Linked DNA regions of Homo sapiens: region 1 is linked to region 2. The links are chromatin loops, found by intact Hi-C in ENCODE. Cell type or tissue: lower leg skin. All regions are shown on one strand. Links, peaks and the distances in the headings refer to the core of each region. The heading gives the core; the rest is flanking DNA. Region 1 has its middle 20 kb from the start of LDLRAD4. Region 2 overlaps CIDEA (cell death inducing DFFA like effector a).

Region 1 (7,595 bases), core at 3,142-5,641, 920 kb before region 2:
CCTGAGGTCAGGAGTTTGAGACCAGCCTAGCCAACATGGTGAAACCCTGTCTCTACTAAAAATACAAAAATTAGCTAGGTGTGGTGGTATGCTCCTGTAATCCCAGCTAATCGGGAGGCTGAGACAGGAGAATCACTTGAACCTGGGAGGCAGAGGTTGCAGTGAGCTGAGGTTGCACCTCTGCATTCCAGCCTGGGTGACAAGAGCAAAACTCCATCTCATAAAATGAAATAAACTCTATATATATATCTCATATGAGGGATGACTTATTTTAGCTGTTGAAGAGAGTGGCATTAAATGAACCAATCTCACTTTTTAGACATTCTCCTACTGTAATAACAGCAACATCAAACACTCATATAGCATTTGCAGTATGCCAGGTACTATCTAAGCACTTTATCTGCATTAAGTAAAGTCCACAAAATGAGCCTGTGATATATGATCTATTATGATAACCCTTTTAGAGATGAGAAAACCAGCTACAGAGAAGTTAAATACCTTGCTTCAGGTCACACAGCTGGTAAATGGCTGAGCTGGAATTTGAATCAAAAAAGTTTGGCTTCAGAATTGCTTTTTTAATCACGTACTGTGCTGTAAAAGAAGTTATTTCCAATATTTCACCATTATACAGAGTGCTGTAGTAAACATCCTTGTGCACATCTTCTTGTGTAAATACGGCAGTCTCTCTAAGGCAGACAGCCCAAAGTGGAACTGCTGGGTTATAGGATATGTGCATGCTTGGTGTGGTTGGCTGAGTAATGGCCCCCAAAGATGTCCATGTGGTAATCCCTGCAACTTGCTAATATGCTATTTTAGATGGGGAAAGGGACCCTGCAGGTGCGATTAAATTAAGGATTTGGGGGTGAGGGGGTTATGCTGGATTATTTGGGTGGGCACAATGTAATCACAAGAGTCCTTATAGGAGGGAAGCAAGAGGGTCAGAGTCACAGGAGATGTGATGTTGGAAAGAGAGGCAAAATGGGGAGAGGGAAAGACAGAGAGGAATTTGAAGATGCTGCATTGCTGGCTTTGAAAATGGAGGAAGGGGCTATGAGCCAAGGAATACAGGAAGCTTTTAGCAGCTGGAAAAGGAAAGAAGGTAGATTCTCCCCTATAACAACCGGAAGGAACTCAGCCGTGCTCACTTATCTTGGACTTTTGACCTCCAAAATGTAAGACAATAAATGTGTGTTGTTTTAAGCCATCAAGTTTGTGGTAGCTTGTTACAGCAATAATAGCATACTGATACCTCCGAAGTATGCAACAAGTAGCTGGGCAGTGGGGTGGACGTGCAGGATGTATGGAGGTGATTCATCCTCATGCAATGCCTGATGAGATGAATTTAAAGAAGCAGTAGGTGTCATCTCCACTAAAAATACAAAAATTAGCCAGGCATGGTGGCTTTTGCCTGTGGTCCCAGCTACTTCAGAGGCTGAGGCAGGAGAATCACTTGAACCTGGGAGGAAGAGGCTGCAGTGAGCCAAGATTGCACTACTGCACTCCAGCCTGGGCGATAGAGTGAGATTCTGTAAAAAAAAAAAAAAAAAAAGAATTACTCTGGATGCTAAGTAAAGAACAGACTTGAGGGCAGGACATAAAAGATGAAGAAGAGTGTCCAAGTACACCCAAACCTGTGCCTCCTGAGAAGCAATGTGAGAGGTTTGACACTTTTTGGAGAAATTGACATCACTGAAGTAATGAAGTAATCCAGCTACTCACTAAAAAAAAAAACCAGCAAATAACAACAACAAGCCCCAGAGAGAGATGACCAGTATCCAGAGTTGCTGCAGTATTTTATCTAAAATGTACAATTTTAACAAAACTCTAAAACATCCAATTTTAACAAAAAGTTAGGAAGCATGCAAGGAAAAGGAAAGCATGACTCAGAGACCAAAAAAAAAGCAGGCAACAGAAATTGTCTTTTAAAAAACTAAAAGAAGCCTGGCACAATGGCTCACACTTGTAATCTCAACATGTTGGGTGGCTGAGGTGGGAGGAGGTCAGGAATTGAAGATCATCCTGGACAACATAGTGTGATCCTGTCCCTACAAAAATGAAAATATCAGCTGGGCACAGTGGTGCACACCTATAGTCCCAGCTAATCTGGAATCTGAGGTGGGAGTATCACTTGAGTATCACAGGAGTTCAAGGCTGCAATGAGCTATGATCATAACACCGCACTCCATCTGGAAGACAGAGAGAGACTCTATCTCAATAAAGAAAAAAAAAGCAAAAAACTAACAGAACCCATGCTGAAATAAGTAAAGTATGATGCCATTTTTATATCAAATAGAGAATATCAATAAAGAGATAGAAAATTTTTTGTAAAAAAAAGGAACCAAATGGAAATTCTGGAGTCAAAAAGCACAATAACTGAAATTAAAAATTCACTGGAGAGGCTAACCTGGAAGAAGAAAGAATTAGCAGACTTGAAGATAGATTGATAGAGCTTATATACTCTCAAAAACAAAGAGAAAAAATAATTAATAATGAGTAATTATTAAAAATAACACTTCAGAGAAACATGGGAGACCATTAAGCATAACCACAAATGTATAATGGGGTATCAGAAGAAGAGGAAAGAAAGAAGCAGAAATCATATTTAAAGAAGTATTAGCTGAAAACTCCTAAATTAGCTGAAAAACACTAACCCAGACATTGAGGAAGATCAGCAAACTCCAAGTTAGACAAGCTCAAAGAGATCCACAAACAGACATTTTGTAGTAGAAATGCTGAAAATCAAAGACAAGAAGAAAATCTTGAACGCAGCATGAGGAAAGCAACTCAACACTTACAAGGGAGCCCCAATAAGATTAATGGATGACTTATCACAGAAACGATGGAAGCCAGAAGACAATGGAAAACATATTCAAAGTGCTCAGGATGCAAGTGGGGGCGGGGGGGGGGACTGTCAGCCTAAAATCCCATATCCAGCAAAACTATCTTTCAAAACTGAAGGTAAATAAATAAATAAATAAAAATAAAAATGTTGAAAACCTGAAGGTAAACTAAAGACATTGTCAGAGAAATAAAATCTGAAATAATCATTGCTAGCCAACCCACTTTACAAGAAATAATAAAGGAAGTTTTGCAGGCTAAAATCAAGTAACTCTCAGCACTAATTTAAATCCACAATGTGGTTGAACCTTGGAAACATTATAGTACGTGAAAAAAGCCTGTCACAAAAGGTCACATGTTGTATAATGCCATTTGCATGAGACATCCAGAGCATGTAAATCCACAGAGGCAGAAAGCACCTGATGGTTGCCAGGCCCTGGGGGAGAGGGAGAGATGGAGAGTAATGGCTTAGCAGGCACAGGGCTTTCTTCTGGAATGAGGAAAATGTTATGGAACTAGATAAAAGTGGTGGTTGCACAACATTGTGAGTGCACTAAAAGCCACTAAATTGTTCACTTTAAAATTGTTCGTTATGTGAATTTCACCTCAGTAAAAAAAATCAAATCAAATTTATTTTTAAAAATGTAGAGGCCGGGTGGGGTGGCTCATGCCTGTAATCCCAGCACTTTGGGAGGCCAAGGCAGGCCGATCACTTGAGGTCAGGAGTTCAAGACCAGCCTGGCCAACATGGTGAAACCCTGTCTCTAAAAATACAAAAATTAGTCAGATGTGGTGGCGCATGCTTGTAATCCCAGCTATTCAGGAGGCTGAGGCAGGAGAATCTCTTGAACCCAGGAGGCGGAGGTTGCAGTGAGCCAAGATCGCACTATTACACTTCAGCCTGGGCAACAGAATGAGACTCTATCTCAGAAAAAAAAAAATAGAGAGAACAACAGAGATGAACATGATGAAAAATAACATGGAGGGGAAGAAAAGGAGATCTACCTAGAGAGTATAGGTTTTCTAAGAATAATCAAGAAGGAATAAAACACGAGATCCAATAAGAAAAAAATGTTCTAACTACAACTTTCCGAAGCTGAAACAGGAGCTGGTTCACAGGTGACAAGCACCTACCACATTCCGGGTAAAATTAATGGGAAAGACCCACATTTAGACTGTTTCTGACACCATTTTTACCTTTAAGAATAAAGAGAAAAATTCTACAAGGATGCAGTAAAAAAAACACAGGTTACCTACAATGGAGTAAGAATCAAGGTGGCTTCAGACTTCTTCATAGCATTGTTTCAGGAGAAGTGTCACAGGTAAGTACAGGGATTTGAAAGGCACAATTCTTTATCCAGCTTAGTAGTCATTCATATATAGCACAAGGGCTCAGGAAATATATTTCTCAAATATCCTTCTTGAATTATTTGAATATATAGCATGTACATTGTATATATGAATCATGAATTTGTACTATAACTGAAAGTCAAAAACTCAAGAATGTGAAGTTTACAGTAGTGGGTATTGTTAATAAAACTCAAAAGCAATTTAAAATGTAGAGTCTGAAAGAGTAGTTTGCACCTCAAGGTTTAACAATCTCTTTGGGGTGCAAAGAAAAGCTCAGATTAGTAATGTTTACTGATTTTTGAGGGGCAATCCCTCCCACTATGTATGGTTTCCACTTACCAATGTGATTTGACAAAAAAAAAAAAGGTAAATTAATTCTCATCTCAAACCATATAACAAAAATTAATTATATAAATTAACATATCAAATGTAAGAAACATCAAAACCTACTACAAAGCTATAGTAATCCAAATAGTGTGGGACTGGCATAAAGACAGACAAATAGACCTATGGAATAGAATAGAGATCCCTGAAATAAACTGTCACATATATTGTCAAGTGATTTCAACAAGAGTGCCAAGACCATTCCATGCAGAAAGGACAGTTCTTTTCAACAAATGTTGTTGGTAAAACCAGAAATTCACATACAAAACAATGAAGTGTGACCCTTACCTAACACCAAATACAATAATTGACTCACAATGGATCAAAGATCTAAATGTAAGAGCTAAAGCTATAAAACTCTTAGAAGAAAATGAGAAAACTTCATGAGATTGGATTTGGCAATGGTTTCTTAGCTATAACATCAAAAGCACAGGCAACGAAAGAAAAAAATAGACAAATTAGACTACATCAAAAATAAAAATTTCTGTGCATGAAAGGACACAAACAACAGAGTGGAAAGGCAACCAATGGAATCAGGGAAAATATGTACAAATTATCTATTTGATAAGGGATTGGTATTCAGAACATATAAAGAATTCCTACAACTGAACAACAACAACAAAACGACAATTACAACAACCCAATTAAACAATAGATAAAGGACTTGAATAGACATTTCTCCAAAGAAGTTATACTAATGACCAACAAGCACATGAAAAGATGCTCAAAGTCACTAATCATTAGGAAAATGCAAATCAAAACAACGAGATACCACTTCCCGCTTATTAGTATGGCTACTATTTAAAAAAAGAAAATAACAAGTGTTACTGAGGATGTGGAGAATTTGGAACCCTTGTGCATTGTTGGAAATTTAAAATCATATAGGCCCTGTAGAAAACAGTATGATTTTCCTCAAAATGTTAAACATAAAATCACCATGTGATCCAGCAATTCCATGTCTGGGTATATACTCAGAACTGAAAGCAGAGTCTTGAAGAGCTTTTGCACACTCATGTTCATAGCAGCACTATTCACAATAGCCAAGAGGCGGAAGCAGCCCAAGTGTCCATCAGTGGATTGATGGATAAATGAAATATTGTATGAATATACCAGAGAATATGATTCAGCCTTAAAAAGGAAGTGATTCTGCTGCAATATGGATGAAATGTGAAGATATTCTGCTAAGTCTAATAAGCCAATCACAAAAAGACAAATATTGTATGATCCTACTTATATGATGTTATCTATAAAAGTAGTCAAATTCACAGAGACAAAAAGTGGAATGGTGATTGCCAGGGGCTGGGTGAGGATAAAAGGGAGTATTTGTGTTTAACGGATACAGAGTTTCAGTTTTGCAGGATGGAAAGAGTTCTGGGGATGAAGGGCTGTGATGTGAATGTGTAATACTTAATGCCACCAACCACACACTTAAAAATAGCTAAAGAGGTAAATTTTATGTTACATGTATTTACCACAATTAAAAATTAGTTTAAATGTAAGAAAAAACACAAAAATAAAAAGCATTAATATTAATCCTTAAAAAAAGAGCACCCCCACTCAAACCCTGAAGAACTCAAGCTTCAGAGGAGGACCCGGCAAAAAGGCCAAGGAAGGTTCGGGGGAAGGGTAGGAAAGGCGGGCAGCGTGGAGCCCCAAAGACCAACGGAGGTGAAGTAAACAAACAGCCTGATTCTCTGTACACGTAGGAGCCGTGTGTCTCCCATGTCTGCTTATCTTTTTCCTCTTATCTCTTTTTAAAAATGTCTATGTACTTCTTGGCCGGGTGCGGTGGCTCGCGCCTGTAATCCCAGCACTTTGGGAGGCCGAGGCGGGCAGATCACGAGGTCAGGAGATAGAGACCATCCTGGCTAACACGGTGAAACCCCGTCTCTACTAAAAATACAAACAAATTAGCCGGGCGTGGTGGCGGGCGCCTGTAGTCCCAGCTACTTGGGAGGCTGAGGCAGGAGAATGGCGTGAACCCGGGAGGCGGAGCTTGCAGTGAGCCGAGATCTCGCCACTGCACTCCAGCCTGGGCGACAGAGCGAGACACCAGAAAAAAAAAAAAAAAACAACTGTGTACTTCTCTTTCCCTTTCTCTGTCAGTTTCCTTCTTCCTCTCCTCATTTTTCAGTTTCCTTTACTAATTACTTCCCATGATGCCTTTCTCCTTTCATTAGACATCATAAACAACTGAAGATGTTCCTTTACCTGCTATTGTGAGGTATTTATGTTCATCTTATTGATTAAAAGCAAATAAATGAATAGATTTTTTTCTTTAATATTGAAGAGATGTGGATAAATACACCCAAATAAGTGTATTTTTGGCTCTGGTTTCAGTTTTTTTCTGTTAATAAATGGCTTGCAGTTAGAGAAAAACAGATTTCCCACCTCACTGCAGGGATACAGTCACTGTCCAACAAAAATGACGTATTCCTTTATCCAAGATGTTTCCCTTTTTAAAACATATACCTTCAGTTTTTATTTAAATTGTTTTAGACATAGCAAGAAAAAAAAAGAAAGAAAAAACCCACTGAGGATAAGACGATAAACACCTCTACATACTAGCACGTTGCCATATTTGTTTCAGAGCGTTTTCTTTTTGTGTGCGTGTGTGACAGGGTCTCACCCTGTCACCCAGGCTGGAGTGCAGTGGCATGGTCTTGGCTCACGGCAGCCTCAGCCTCCCTGGTTTGAGCAATCCTCCCACCTCAGCCTCCCGAGGAGCTGGGACTACAGGTACACACCACCATGCCTGGCTAAATTTTTTGTATTTTTTGTAGAGACAGGGTTTCACCATGTTAGCCAGGCTGGTCTCAATTTCCTGTGCTCAGATGATCCACCCACCTCAGCCTCCCAAGGTGTTGGGATAATAGGCATGAGCCACCGCACCCGGCCAGGGCTTTTTCTTAAGAAATTAAACTCTGCAGCCCTCCTTTGACCCCTCCCTTATTCTACTCCCCTTCCTTCCTAGAGATCATTCTTACCCTGAAGGTAGCTTTGAGAGCCATGAATATTCTAAA
Region 2 (7,595 bases), core at 2,811-5,310:
ATACCAATGAGGCAGGTGTTGGTATATGGCTTGAAAGTGATCCTGCCTTAGTTGTCTTCCCACATGTCATTCCCATGAGCTGTGTGTACAGTTGTGTGACTGTGCGGGCTGGGAAGTCTGAAATCTGCAGGGAGGCTGCAGGCTGGAGCCCCGGAAGAGCTGATGTCGCAGCGCCACCCGCAGGGCTGTCTGCGGGCAGAATTCTTTCTCTAAGGGGATGTCAGTTTTTTCTCTGAAGGCCTTCAATGGACTGGATGAGGCCACTCCCTAATGGGCAACCTGGAGGGCATGTGCTTTACGTAAAGTCCACAGCTTTAAATGTTAGTCTCATCTTCAAAAATATCTTTCACAGCAACATCGGGATTGGTGTTTCACCAGAAACTGGGTGCCGTGGCCTGGCCAAGTGGACACGTAAAGTCACCATCACGAGCAGTAACATCACAATGGCTGGGTGCGTGGGGGGCTGTGGAAAAAACACTGCTTTTTCTCTCTGCTTTCACTCTCAATACAGAGTATTTCACCTTAGGGCACCGAAATGCGTGGGGATTTCTCTCCACAGACAACCCGTTCTCCAGCAGACACCAGCTGAGTGTCCTCTCATTCAATTCAACTCTGACACAGTCCTCTTGGAGACAGCATCAAACACCACGGGCTGAGAGCTCAGTCCTCAAGGCTGCCCTCACTTTTCACGCCCATTGCAAGCCCCAAGCTGTGACAAATCTCAGTTCCCCTGATCCCCGGCTTGGGGGTGGTTAATTTGCTAGGGTAGCTCACAGAACTCAGGGAAATCCTTTCTGTATGTTTAGCCTTTTATTATGAAGGATATTACAAAGGACACAGATGAAGACACTCATGGGGAAGGCATGTGGGGCAGGGCATGGAGCTTCCGTGGTCTCCCTGGACACCACGATCTCAGAGCCTGTACGTGTTCACTCTCTGGAAGCTCTTTGAGCCCTGTAGCTTGGGGATTTTTCTGGAGCCTTCATTACATAGGCACAATTGATTACCTCATTGGCCACTGGTGATTGATTCAAACTTCAGCTCCTCTCCCTTCCCCAGAGGTTGGGGGATGTGGCTGAAAGTCCTGACCCTTTAATCACAGGGCTGGTTCCCTGGCAACCAGCCCCTATCCTGAGGCCATGCAGGAGCCCACCAAGAGTCTCCTAAAATGATGCTCCTGGCCAGGCGCGGGGGCTCATGCCTGTCATCCCAGCCCTTCTGGAGGCCAAAGCAAGTGGATCGCTTGAGCCCAAGAATTTGAGATCAGCCTGGACAACATAAGGAGACCTCATCTCTACAAAAAATAAAAATGATTAGCCAGGCATGGTGGTGTGCAGCTGTAGTCCCAGCTACCTAGGAGACTGAGGTGGGAGGATCACTTGAGCCCAGGAAGCTGCAGTGAGCTGTGATCACACCACTACACTCCAGCCTGGGTGACAGAGCAAGATGCTGTCTTGAAAAAAAAAAGAAAAGATGCCCCCATAACCCAGGAAATTCCAAAGGATTTAGGAATTCTGTCAGCCATTCCAATCACTCAGGAGATTACAGATTTTAGGAGATCTATGTCAGGAATGGGGGCAGAGGCCAAAAACGTATTTTTTATTATATCACAATATCACAGGGGTCCTGGTACCCTGGCCTGGCCTTGGAGTGGCAGGGAGAACCTGGCTCCCAGCAGTGGTGGCCTGAAGCCTTCTTGCAGGTGGGCTGGGGGAGTTGCCGCAGTGACCTTCACAGACTGGCCTCCGACAGTCATAGCCAGTGGGCATCTCAGGGGAGGCCTGGGTGGGACACAACTCCCCATAGTCGGAGTGTGTCCCCCACTGCCTTGGCACATGAGCCCCTGGGGCATGAAGTGGGGGAGACCACTCAGTGGAGTGGAGGCTCAGAATAAAAGGCACTGCACTGATCATCAGATTTTAAAAGCAATAGCTCATGCCCATAATCCCAGTCCTCTGGGAGGCTGAGGTGAGAGGATCACTTGCACCCAGGAGTTGGAGAGCAGCCTGGGCAACATAGTAAGATCCTGTTGCTAACAACAAAAAAAAAATCTAAAAAAAAAAAAAAAAGATGATGAGCTGGGTGTGGTGGTGTGCACCTATAGTGTCAACTACTTGGGAGGCTGAGGTGGAAGATACATTTAAAAAAATGTTATGTTGGCCAGGCATGGTGGCTCACACCTGTAATCCCAGCACTTTGGGAGGCCAAGGTGGGTGCATCACCTGAGGTCAGGAGTTCAAGACTAGCCTGGCCAATGTGGTGAAACCCCAAAAATACAAAAATTACCTGGGTGTGGTGGCACGCACCTGTAATCCCAGCTATTCAGGAGGCTGAGGCAGGAGAATCGCTTGAACCCAGGAGGCGGAGTTTGCAGTGAGTCGAGACCACACCATTGTACTCCAGCCTAGGCAATAAGAGCGAAACTCCATCTCAAAAGAAAAAAAAAAAGTTATGTTGATTTTGCCACAATACAATAAAATCTTGGGGAAGACAGAGCTCTCCTCCTGGCCCACTGGGACTTGAGAGCTGGCTGTCAGAGCTGGAGGGCAGGCAGGTAGCCCCATGGCCTCTGCTGCTGGAGGGGGCCTGGTAATTCTAGCAAGGAATAGCTGTCCCCGTGGAGGTGATGGTAGAGAAAGGTGCTGGCCACAGTTTTCTTTCCCTACAATTTATAACACAGGAGGGAGTGGGAGCCAGGAGACCCTGTGTGGGGACAGTGCCATCCTGGGTGGAGGCCCACCCCCACATGTGGCTTGATGAGCCGCCCCCACCTCATCACATGAGGAGAAAGGAGAACTTCCCTTTGGGGAAATGGACCCCCGTTTTAGAATCCTAGTCCTGAAGAGGCCTACGCCATGGCTTTGAGCTGGGCTCCTGACCTGGCGGGTGGTGACAGTTTCCTTGGGGTGCAGGAGAAGGGCAAGCTGTGGCTGGCCAGCTGAAAAGTGCTGGCTGGAAGAGGGACCGTGTTTACATTTTTAAAATCTGGGCCAAGAAAATCTGTCTGGGAATGGAGTTCCTGGACCAAGTCGATTGGATCCTGATTTTATGGATGAAGACAGTGGTTTGGGCTGTGAAGTCTGGTCACTACAGGTGATTTTAGCCAGAGTCTGTCTCTGGCCATGAGATCATGGCTCTTAGAGCATTTCATTCTGATGTCCTCAGTTCATCCCAGGCCTGCACTCTGTTCCCTGCTGCTGGCAGAAAGTGCTCCTTGAATCTAGCCTACGGATCATGTGGCAGAAACACACCAGGACGCATGCGCGTGGGATGCTCATGGCAGCTACCTGTGTTTGTGCGCCTGAAAAAGAGGTCATAGGAGTGACGTCCAGGTCCATGTAGTGACTGCAGGAGCATGAAACCTGGGCTCATGGGAACCATTTCTTTTTTTCTGAATTGTGATTCTAGAAGTGAATAATTTCCAATTCGAGCTCTTCTGCTTGGCCCCATCAAAGACACACAGACGAACACTCAGCCCCTGAAGGGACACACACGCCACCCTGGGGGTTCAGCTGAAGGCTTAGGTGGAGGCGGCATCCAGGCCTCACAGGGTCCAGGCCCTGAGCCCGCTGGAGTGCCTTGGCTCTCCCCACCCACCCTCACCTGCATGGGGCACATCCTGGTCTGAGCTAGCGGGCTAAATGCAGATGATAGAGAAACTAAGATGAGAACGAGAAAGTGTCACATTTGGAGTGCCTGTCACCTAATCCGAACCAGAGACAAGACAGCCACGCCTGCTGGGACCCTTCCCCTAAGGGAGTGGGTTTCAATTCCACCAGTCTCCTGGCCAAGGGCCCACTGAAGACTTTGACAATAGCAAAACCAACCTTTGCTGCCTCCTCCCTGAGGCCTGGAGCCTCCCTGAGGGTTCTGCGAAGAGGCTGCTCTGTCCCGGGCCACTCCGTGAATCATGGGCACAGGAGACAGGGCGGCGGTGGCCGCAGCTCCTTCAGAAGCTCCCAAATGCCAAGAGGTCCTTCTGAATGTCCTCCCCTTTCCCATGGGGAGAAGGCCAGCCCGTCCCTTCCCCAATTCCTCCCTTCGAACAGGTTGGGCCCCCACAGTTTCCCCACCATCTGGACGTAGGCCTAGGGCCTCTCAGCGAGTGAGGGCAGGGGCTGAGTCAACAGGATCAGGCACTGGAGTGAAAATTCCTTTTTTGGAAGCCAGGCAGTCACTGCCCAGGCCGGTGGAATCCTTGGGAAGTGACGCAAGCCCAGAGTCAGTGAGAGGCAGGAGTGAGCGCCCCTCGGCCAGGCCGGCCACACGCCTGGCTACAGCCCTCCTCCTCACCTCCTCTCCTGCTGGCCCGAGGTGGGCAGGGCGGTCAGGAGCTCCTTATATAGGAAATGTTTTGAAGTCACAGCAGACGGCCTGTGCCTGAACACTCTTTGTAACCCTCGCTCTACCAGCAGCGCAGCTCATTCTGGAAGGCAAGAAGGGATAATACTGAAAGTGCCTGTTTTTTTCGCAGTGTGAAAGAAGAGCCTGTGCTTTGAGGAACGCCACCTCCTTTCCTTTTGTCTGTCCTGCTGTGGGGCCTGGCCCAGCTTCTCCAAGAACTGGCTCAGACACAGTGAGAGCCCAGGACTCAGCGCCGGTCACGGGGCCTCTCAAAGGGGACTGCAAACTGTCTGTGAAGGGAGGACCATCCCTGCCGGGAACGGCTGAGCAGCAGCTGGGAGCCCCGGGAAGGGGGTAGGGGAGGGGAGAGTTTTTCTTCCTCTAGGGTTCCGGGACACACTGTGGTGTCTTTCTGTGGCCAGAGTTGGTGGCTAGGGAAGGAAAAGGCCTCCAAGGCATCATTTCTTAATCAGGAAATATTTTTCTTCTAGCATCTGTTCCCCCTGATTCTAGGAACAGCACCCTATTTCTCTTTGGGGTGGCTCCAGGACTCAGTGTGTGGCCCAGCCTGGCAGAGCCACCAGCTGCTGTGTCTGCAGCATGAGGTGTAACCCAGGACATCCAATGGGGGGACAAGGTGTAGCCCAGAGCTTCCTGCTGCAGGGCCTGAGGTCTGCACTTGCTTCCACTTGAGGGGGTCCCCCCTCCCTGCAGGGAATCAGATCCAAGAGAGTGGGAGACAGATTCTTACAATGTTGTCTGATTGCCTTCGTCCAGCTGTGCCTGCAGCTAGAGATCCCAGCCACGGACAGGAGGTTCCTCGCAGCTGAGCCAGCATGAGGCACAGCTCCACCTTGGCAACGCGGTGCCCCACCTGGCTGCAGGCAGAATCTGCAGCTGAGGGTGCAGCAGTTGTTTTTTGGTTTTTAAGAAAAAGGCTGGGCCGGGTGTGGTGGCTCACGTCTGTAATCTCAGAACTTTGGGAGGCCCAGGTAGGAGGATTGCTTGAGTCTAGGAGTTTGAGACCAGTCTGAGCAACATAGCAAGACCCCATCTCTACAAAAATAAAAAAAACTAGGGGTGGTGGTGTGCACTTGTAATCTCAGCTACTCAGGAGGCTGAGGTGGGAGGATGGCTTGAGCCCAGGGAGGTCGAGGCAGCAGTGAGCCGAGATCAGGCCGCTGTACTCCAGCTTGGGTGACAGAGCTAGACCCTGTCTCAAAAAAAAAAAAAAAAAAAAAAGAAGAAAAAGAAAAAAGAGGCTGAAAAAGTAAAGTCCTTTCACTTTCACAAGTGAAAAAGTAAAAAAGTCCTTGAAGACCTCCACAATTTGAGTCCTTCAGTGTGAGGGCCCCTTTGAGCCTGTTAAAAATCCATGTTTGAAAAAAACATACAATAACATTTTGCAGCTTGTTATTTTTGTGGCACTAATAAAGACTTATGAGAGATTATATCTGTTAGCAGAATATTCCTGGATGAGTTTTGCTTCTATATAAAGTTTTTTTTTTTTTTTGCTGTTCTGATAGTTTTGTTTTGTTTTGTTTGCTTTTTGCTCTTCTGAGAGATAAAGGAGACACAGGAAGTGTCACACATCTTGAAGGTCATTCTTGCGATGGGTTTATTGCAGGAGATGATGGACCAAATGGCTCTGACACATGCACACGCTCCTGGGCACGCCTGCTGCGTGCTCGCTTCCCATGACCCCCAGGGCCCTCTATGCCTCCCCCCCAGGGCACCCTGCCCACTGCCCCCACTTCATGTACCACCAAGCCCTTTCCTTTTCTGGGCACCACTCCTGAGCAGCGTGACCAGCGGCCTCCAAGTGCATGTGGCTCAGAACATAAAAGCATCTTCAACATTCGTCATTGAGCCAAACGAAACACAGTGTTTGGCTCAAGAGCCGGCGACAGCCTGCATCCCTATCCACACGTGAACCTGCCCTTGGCTTGTGACCGGAGGGATGGCCGCTCTTCCTTGTCATCCAGCACCCGGAGCATGTATGTGCCCAGATAGATGAGAAACTGTCCCGTCACCTGGGCGGAGTAGGACAGGAACCGCAGCAGACTCCTGTGGCAGAGGCAGATGGGGAGGCTTTAGCTTGGGATTTTGGGCCAGTGAGAAACAGACAGGATGGGAATACTTCACTCCCCCCACCAAAAGGCACTCGGAGGAGGCCAGGCTGACATTTAGAGCATGGCTGTCTGACTCTCAGAGTGCACGTGTCCCAGGGCTGGCACAGATGCAGCTGCCGTGGCAGTGGGTCTGGCCAGGAGCAGGTCTCTGTGAGCTCCCTGAGGACCCCCTTGCTGCTGGCCCAAGACCACCGCAAGAAGCACGGCTCCCATGAGCCACCTGAAGTGCGGCCTGCTTGTTGAGTGGCTGGCAAGCTCTGTGTGGAGCAGATGGCCGCACCCGCACAGGTGTGCTGTGTCCTGGGCTTCGGCTGCTGGGCTGTTCTAGGGGCCCTGCTACTGAAATCCCTTCCCTTCCTAAGGTAGTAGCAGGACATTCAGCAGTGACTGAGCCCATGGGGATGCGATAGCCAAGCCTGGGCAGCTGTCTCATCAGGAGGGCCCACTGCCCCCAGCACCCACAACAGGGTCCCTAGCAGGCGGTGCCTCCAGTGTGGGGGCTGTCGTGAGTTCCATGGCTGCTTGTGGTGTCATCGGATTTATCAGAGAATACAAATTAGTAACAAGAAGGCTGAACTTGTCTTTCAAGAAAGACTTTGTGGCCAGGTGTGGTGGCTCATGCCTATAATCCCAGCACTTTCAGAGGCTGAGGTGGGAGGATCGCTTGAGTCCAAGAGTTGGAAGCTGCAGTGAACTATGATTGTGCTACTGCACTCCAGCCTGGGGGACAGTGTGAGACCCTCTTTCTTAAAAAAAAAGAAAAAGGGCCTGGAATGTGGTTCATGCCTGTAATCCCAGCACTTTTGGAGACCGAGGTGGGTGGATCACCTGAGGCCAGTAGATTGAGACCAGCCTGGCCAACATGGTGAAACCCCGTCTCTATTAAAAATACAAAAGTTAGCTGGGTGTGGTGGTGCATGCCTGTAATCTCAGCTACTTGGGAGGCTGAGCCACGGGAATGGCTTGAACTTGAAAGGAGGAGGTTGCAGTGAGCTGAGATCGTGCCCCTGCCCTCCAGCCTGGGCAGCAGAGTGAGATTCCGTCTCAAAAAAGAAAAAAAATAAGAAAAGAAAAAGAAAAAAGATTTCACTGAGGTGGAATTTTGGGTGAGGTTAGCTT

Evidence for each region. Hi-C counts contacts between places; a loop is a spot of excess contacts. Peaks named below come from ENCODE experiments on the same cell type or tissue, not always from the same donor. Only the 100,000 strongest peaks of a DNase experiment are listed, where the experiment ranks them.
Region 1: a loop joins it to region 2, with 18 times the contacts of the local background. A loop is called at or near these places in 1 of 110 quality-filtered maps.

What each region holds. Positions count from the first base shown.
Region 1 is chr18:13,194,592-13,202,186 of GRCh38, reverse strand. No RefSeq gene overlaps it. Among named protein-coding and RNA genes, the nearest start is that of LDLRAD4, 20 kb to the left of the region's middle. In lower leg skin, for the core only: no CTCF peak of the experiment used is centred there; no DNase peak of the experiment used is centred there.
Region 2 is chr18:12,275,939-12,283,533 of GRCh38, reverse strand. CIDEA (cell death inducing DFFA like effector a) reads right to left here. Exons shown (of 5, transcript NM_001279.4): 5 at 5,939-6,411. The coding sequence ends at 6,264. Among named protein-coding and RNA genes, the nearest start is that of CIDEA, 25 kb to the right of the region's middle. RefSeq lists enhancers at 1,883-5,837, 6,639-7,262. In lower leg skin, for the core only: no CTCF peak of the experiment used is centred there; DNase peaks (open chromatin) are centred at 4,173 and 4,594.